Regions from separate parts of the Homo sapiens genome. Here region 2 is linked to region 1. Evidence: chromatin contacts called from ENCODE Hi-C or POLR2A ChIA-PET data. All regions are on one chromosome and are shown on one strand. Each heading gives the region's core, a stretch centred on a gene start or an enhancer-like site at or near the end of the contact. The rest is flanking DNA. Distances are from core to core; before and after follow the strand shown. Region 1 holds the start of SH3BP1 (SH3 domain binding protein 1). Region 2 has its middle 16 kb from the start of POLR2F-AS1.

The links. A loop is a pair of places that touch in the nucleus more often than their neighbours do. ChIA-PET counts read pairs that join two places held with the same protein, here RNA polymerase II (POLR2A).
Region 2: a loop to region 1 is called in a map of breast epithelium, with 9 times the contacts of the local background. The contact joins the enhancer-like site here to the promoter of SH3BP1 in region 1. A Hi-C loop is called at or near these places in 1 of 168 maps with a recorded cell type or tissue (breast epithelium). POLR2A ChIA-PET finds 5 or more read pairs at or near these places in 2 of 52 experiments (H1 and HEK293).

Annotation. Positions count from the first base shown.
Region 1 is chr22:37,638,419-37,641,822 of GRCh38, reverse strand. SH3BP1 (SH3 domain binding protein 1) reads right to left here and starts at 2,154. Exons shown (of 18, transcript NM_018957.6): 1 at 1,977-2,154; 2 at 655-697; 3 at 345-449. The coding sequence starts at 2,035. RefSeq lists silencers at 1,937-2,376, 2,407-2,556, 3,187-3,404.
Region 2 is chr22:38,016,446-38,019,849 of GRCh38, reverse strand. It overlaps a transcript of POLR2F not described here. Among named protein-coding and RNA genes, the nearest start is that of POLR2F-AS1, 16 kb to the left of the region's middle. Within about 2 kb of position 2,154, at least 15 of the 41 ENCODE cell types and tissues checked have a DNase peak (open chromatin) inside an H3K27ac peak, as active enhancers do; they include breast epithelium, where a contact is called at or near this core.

The DNA of each region.
Region 1 (3,404 bases), core at 905-3,404:
GTATCCCTCAAAAGCCAGCTCAATTGCTACCTCCTTCAGGAAACCCTCTGAGGCCGCCCCATTGACAGCCTGCTCTTGCGCACTGATTGGACAGAGAAGTTCAGGTGCTGTCAGAAGCCTGGCCTTGGCTTATGGGAACTGGTGCACAGGGAAGTGGGGTAAAGGTGATGGGGAAGGTATAGGGCCTCTTGAGTGCAGTGCCAGAGGGGCCTTGGAACAGAGCAGTCTCCATGCCCTTGGTGCCAGACACTCAGACTGGCAAGGAAACCCCAGCCCCGACCTTGCTTCCCCATTGGATGGAAGTCTCCTGCTCAGGCCCCTCCTTCCCGGGACCCCCCACTCACCACCCGCTTGTCCATGTCTGCCCCGCTCTGGCCCTGCAGACAGGCCTGCAGCCGCTTGTGGATGTTGTGGGCTGCCCGCTTGGCCGGCTCCAGCCGCTGTTCTACCTGGGAAGGAGGTATGGAGGTTAAGGATCAAGAGAGGCTGTCTCCCCCTGAGCAGGAAACTTTCTCCTGTCCCCTGGGGACCCCATGGCCAACAGCTTGAGGAATGACTCAACCCAGGCCCCTACCTGGCGTCCCCGCCCCGGCCCTCTGCTCCGAGACAGCCTGCACAGGCCTGCCTTCCCACCTGCCCGGCCCAGGCACGTACCTGCAGCAGGTCCTCACCCAGGAACTCAGCGGTCTCCGGGGTGCTGCGGGGAGTGGTGGGGGGGGGGGGGAGAGTGCTTCTGCTGAGCCTGCCTGGGTTAGAACGCCCCCTACTTCCCTTCCCCGCAGCAGGGCACCTGGACCCCAGTGCTTCCACTGTCCCTCCCAGCTGAGGCCTGCCCTGGGTGGCCCAGTTGCTTCATCCCAGTCGGAGCACATTCCATGGGGGTGGGAATAGGATACATGGGTTTTTCCTCCTCCACCCAGGGCTGTGTCCTGAGAGAGGGCGGACAGATGAAACTAAAGGGGAGGCTGAGAGACCCACCCGGGGCCCAGCTTTGGGACACAGAAGCCTCTTTTCTGCCCACTCCCAAATCCTCAGCCCACCCCGGGATGAGGAGTATTAGCTGGCCCCAAGAACGGGAAGTGCAGGAGCTCAGACTCCTAGGCACAGTCACACAGCACTCTGGACTACAGCTGTGGGCAGGGGTGCACAGGCCCTTGGCCCCCACCTGGGGACACATGGGGGATGCCAAGGCCCACTGCAAGGTGGTCTGACTGTCCAGGCTATGTAGGCATCTGTGCCAGTGTGAGACTAGAACCAGGTCTCTGGACACCCAGTCCCCTCCCTGGACCCAGAGAATGGGGAACTCCTGAGGCTGGGGGAAGAGGAGCAGAGAAGACAGGCTCTGAGAGGCTCCCCAAACTTCCGGCCTCCGTGCCACCGGCTCAGAGGCTGGGGGTGGGAGCTGGGAGACCTGGGGATATTTCCACCTGAGTCCAGGAAAAGCAGAAACGAGACAGAAGCAGGAGGCCCCTGGGCTGGGGGGAGGGGGAGGGGGAGGGACGCTGCAGGCCAGGGGCAGGCCCCTCCTCCCACCAGGCCAGGACCCATCTCCTCCCCTCGCCCCAGGTCTGTGGCCCTAATCGACCCTCCTCCCTCCCCGGCCCAGCAAGCAGAGGTGGTGAACTGTCCCATTGTCCAGAGGGGACAAGTGAGGTCAGGAGGACCATCCACTTAGAGACTCGTGGAGGCAGAGAAGTCCCAGCGTCCTAGGGCAGAGAGCATTCTCCCGCCTGAAGCCCCCTCCAATCCGGTAAGGGGGGGCATCCCTTCCCCCAAAGGCCACCCTTGCTCCTCCAGCTCTGCCCGAGAGACGGGGGCGGCGTTCAGAGAGGAGGAAGAGAGAGCAGGAGTCTGGCCGCTCAGAGGGTGGCTGCCCAGCTGTCCCCAGCCTCCCCCACCCCCGTCTCCCCCGACCCTTTTACGACCCCTCAAGTCCTGCCGGGGTAAGAGTGGGGCTGGAAGCGGGTGACACTCACCGTCCCAAGCTGCCCGTCTGGGCCAGCTGCCGCATGCGGTGCAGCTGCCTCTTCATCATCTTGGGGGCGAGCTGGGGGCTGCGGGGTCACGGCGGGGGTCGCGGGCCCGGGGAGCCCCCGGTCCAGCCTGCCTCTCCTGCGGCGCGGCTCTTGCCCCGGATGGGTGGGCGGCGCTCTCGCTTCCTGGGCCGCCGCGCGGCTCTTGCTGGCGGCCGGCTCTCTCCTCCCCCGCTCACGACTCCGCCCCCGGCCCCCAGGTCACTCCTCTCTCCAAGTTGGTTTCCTCGCTCTTCCCCGGCTTCCGGGCCCCCGGGCGACCCCCGGCCGGGCCCCCGCTGCTGTGTGTCCGCCGGCCGCGGCCGTCCACAGGTTGTGCCCGGCTCCTCCTCCCCGCAGCGCCCCGCCCAGCCCCGGTGGCGGGAAGCAGGTAAGCCCATTCCTGCCCCTGCGCCCGCAACCCGCCCCAGGCGGGGTGCCTGCCCCACCCGCAGCCTGCAGACCCGAAGTATAAATAACCTTTGCATCCCTCGCAAAGAGGAAAGGGTACCAAGCGAAAGAGGGGTAGGCCTTTCTGACCTGTCCTGGCCTCTCTGGGCCTGCCGCGGATACTGCCTTGCACTCTCTTCCGCAGAGGACCTCTGGCCCCCTGGAACTAAACCCCCCACCACTGGATGACTGGCTGGGAGCTTTGGCTTCCTGGGGCCACGGGCTGCTGTGTGGCCGTGGACAAGCCCCTGGAACTCCGGACTCGCTGTTTCTAATGGTCTGATGGGCCAGCTGTCCTGGGCCTGCCCATTCTGCAGAGTGGACAAGACACCCCTGCCAGCTCCCTTTAAGGGAGGTGCGTGCCACCCCTCAGCCACCAGGAACCCTCCCAGAGCGGTTCGCGACACCCTGTTCTCCACATCTCCTGGCAGTTTGCTCCATCTGTGAAGCCCGTCTCCTCTCATTCCTCCTGGCAAACAGCCTCAGTCCCCCTTCCTTCTTGTAGGGCAATGATGTAGGTGCTGCTCTGACTGCCCCCAAACTCAGTAGTTCTCCTCTTTGGCCCTCCACTCAACACAGAGTTAGGCATACAGTAAGTGCTCCATAACTGCTGGTTTTACAAGATGTGAGCGCCTTTAGGAAACAGTAGGCTCTCCTTACCCTGCACCCCTGTGGCATCAGGAGCCGCAGGCGTGGGGAAGAGGGGAGGGTGTGCCCCAGAGTCCTGCCACACCCTCTGCACTTTGCTTTGTTAGTTTCAGTTTAGTTTGAGACTATTTGAGCCACTACTGTGTGCCGGTGCAGACTGTGTGCCGGTGCAGACTGGGCGCCTCTCAGAGGCAGGACCTTGGCCCCACACATCTCCATACTCCCAGCACCTAGCCCAGGGCCTGGCACACTCACTGGCTGCTTCTCTCCTCCCTAATGAGGCAGGACTCATTG
Region 2 (3,404 bases), core at 905-3,404, 380 kb before region 1:
AGAGATGGGGTTTCACCATGTTGGTCAGGCTGGTCTCGAACTCCTAACCTCAGGTGATCCACCTGCCTCCATCTCCCAAAGTGCTGGGAGAGTACAGGCGTAAGCCACCATGCCCAGCCCCACTAGACTTCTTAAGAGGCCAGGGAAGACTTGGACTGCTGTGGGCCCCGCCCACGTGAGGAGGGAATGCCACCTTCTTCCAGACAACGGCCTGATTTTCCTGGTGCCCCCCCACCATGTCCGCCCTCCCTCTCTCTGCCTTGGGCAGATCTATTTCCTGGGCAGATTCCTGTGAACCGGGCCATTTTCAGGGCGTGCTTGGGGGATCAGGGAGGGTAGGTGTGATCCACGGGGTCATGACCACATCTGTCACCTGAGGGGTTCACTCCCCAACCACCCCCAAGGAGGTCCTTGTGAGGCCACGGACTGCTCCAGGGCGGGCTGCTCCTGGAGTGTCTCCAGCTGCTGGGCAGTAGTCACGGGCTCTCAGCTGATGGTTGCCCAGGGCACAGATGCCAGTCATGTGGGGATGGCCGGGACCCTTGGGGAATGTCAAGCCCGGGGGCTGAAGAAGCGGCACCAGCAGCTTAGGAATGGGGGATGTGGAGGGTGTCATCTTACCCCTACTCTGACCCCGCCCACAGCCACACTGTGCCCCAAACATGTGTCAAGTCCCCATCACTCCAACACAGACACCCACACACATGCACACCTTCCCAGTCCACCGACACACAGCCACGTGCACAGGGAAAGGCCCAGGTGCCCCCACACCTCCTTCTCTCTTGGTCCAACCTCTTCCACCCCCTCCCTCCACGGCTCACTCTTCTCCACATTAGCCATGTTTCCCAGCCCCAAAGCATCCCCAGGATCTTCTGGAAATCCTGAGGCCAATGGCCTGGTTCTCCCTGGAGACGGGGGGATTTCATGTGCCCGAGCCATCCTGGCCCTCCAGAGGCCAATCTCTTCCCTGAATCTGACCCCAGCCTCCCCAGCTCTCCCGCACCACACACTGGCCTCCTCCCATGGGCTGCCTGGAGAGAGGACACCCTCCTGCATCTGGCCTCATCTCCCCACTGCTGAACCTACCAGCACATCCTGGTGCTGCCTGCTCTGGTGATAACTTCCAGAGACTGGGGTCTACCATAGAAAACTTTGGTGGACTCTCAGCAGGGAGAAGATGCAAAAACTGCACATTCAGGAGTCAGCCCAGCCTGGGCCACCTCACAGTCAAAACACAGCCTCAGACGGAGTCCTGACCCCAGCCCAGCCCCAGATGGAGCCATGACACTAGTTAGAGATTGTCCATCAGAATTCGGTGATAGCCTGAGGCCTTGACCCCACCCTAAGCCTGAGGCCTGACCCTGACCCTGACCCCTCCTTCAGCTCGATTCTAAATCTAAAATGACACTTATGAGCCTTGATCTTGGTCACAAACTGGACCCTGATCCTGAAACCAAAAATGAATATTTACTCTGCAGACCCCAGAGTGAACCATTATCCTAAGTCCAGAATGAACGCTTACCCTATCTCTGACTCTGTCTATAAACTGAGCCCTGTTCCAAATCCTACATAGCCCTGATCCTAACCCTACACCGAACCCTTAACCTGGCTCAAGCCTAAGCCCTGATCTTGACTTCAGACTGAGCCTTCGCCCTCTCCCAGAATGAACGAAAGTTCACAGATGAGCCCTGGTTTCGATCACAGCCTGAGCCCTTGCCCTGGCTATAGCCTGAGTCCCCACTCTAAGCCAATCCTCTCAGCAAACTCTGCCCTCCGTCATATAAGGGATGGTCCCCACTGGTTTCCCAGGACAGAAATTCCTAGCTGAAGCCCAGGAGGATCTGGATAACGTTCCACCTTATGGCCACGTTATAGGGCCCACATTATAGCCTCTGTTATGTGGCAGGAGGGCAGGGACAATCATGCCCATTTTACAAGTGAGGAAACCAATTCTCAGGGAGGCTTAACTTGTTCCATATGGTTCCAATGAGTAGAACTGGAACCAAAGGGTAGAAGCTGCAGGGAGACAGAGTTCAGAAAGAACTTCCCAAACGCCTGGGCTGGGCAAGGACAGAGCAAGCCATGTGAGGAGTGAGCTCCATGTCACTGGAGCTGTGCCAGCGGGGGCGGGTGACTTCTTGGCTGGTGCTACAGAGAGACCTACAGGAAGTTGCAGGGAGAGGCCACAGCCTCAGAGGGCCCCTCCAGCCCTGAGATGCTGACGGGACTGCATGACCCATTCAGGTGCTCTGAGCTCTTCCCTACAACCTGGACATAGCCCTAGATACAGCCCAGACTGCCAGATCTGGAAGGACCCTACAGCCCATTACCTGAAGAGGGAGACACCCACAGGCCCAGAGATGGCGAACAACTTGGGAGCCCTTGGCAGAACCAGGTGGTACCAGGGCCCACCTTCCCCTACTGAGGTTCTTTTTCAGCTCCTGCCCCCGCATCTGGACCAGGCCCAGCTGGGAGACAGACCCCCAAGAGCCAAGCTGACATTGAGCATGATCACTCTGGGGGCAGTTCAGGGTTTTCTGTCCTAGTGTGAGCCCCCTATTCCACCCGAGGCTCAGACGCACAGACCCAGGACTAGGAAGGGCACGTCATCATTTCCAAAACCCCCAGAGGAGCCTTTCTTCCCCAGCACACCAGTTTTGCAGGCTTTAGGCACCCAGACCTAGAGAGGCTGCCTTGGGTGGCACAGCAAGCCCAGGGCACATGAGGATGCAGACCCCAGACCCTGGCACGTGCCCCGCTCAGGCACGGCCCCACAGCTGCCTCAGGAGGGCTGGAGAGTGGTGGGGGGACCTGGTGCCAGGCAGCAGAGGCTGGGGTGGGGGGCTGGCTGGCCCCTTGCGCTGCCCCCCGGCACCCCGGCCTGGCTCCATCTCTCCCGGCCGCCCAGCTGCCGGCACATCCGCCCAGGCCCAGACATCAATCCACACCAGGCCCTTGCTCTGCTCTTTCTTTTCTGCCCTCCTCTTCCCTCCCCAGCTTGTATCTTTTTTTTTTTCCTTCTCTCTCTCTCTCTATTCCAACATGTCATTACAGTAGAAACAAAAAGCGCGGGGACAATGCGGGCATTGACGGCGGCCCCCTCCCGCCCCCTCCCCCCGCGGTGCGTGCCAGCACTCTTTCCACCCGCCCAGGGCTGGAACCGCTGCCAAAGGAGCCCTGCTCATAAACAAGAGGAACCAGATAAACCAGGAACACAATAGAGGGATTTGTTGCACTTAGAATGGTGGGAACAATGTCAACGTCGCGCGCAGCTGCTTCTAAGCCCCCACCCCACCAAGTCCTGCCAAGCAGCCCCCTCGCCCCTAAGCCCCTCTGATTTATGAAAGGTCAGAGGGCATCATGGCTAAAGGGCCCCTTCCTCACATCCCTCGTTAACCCTTCGG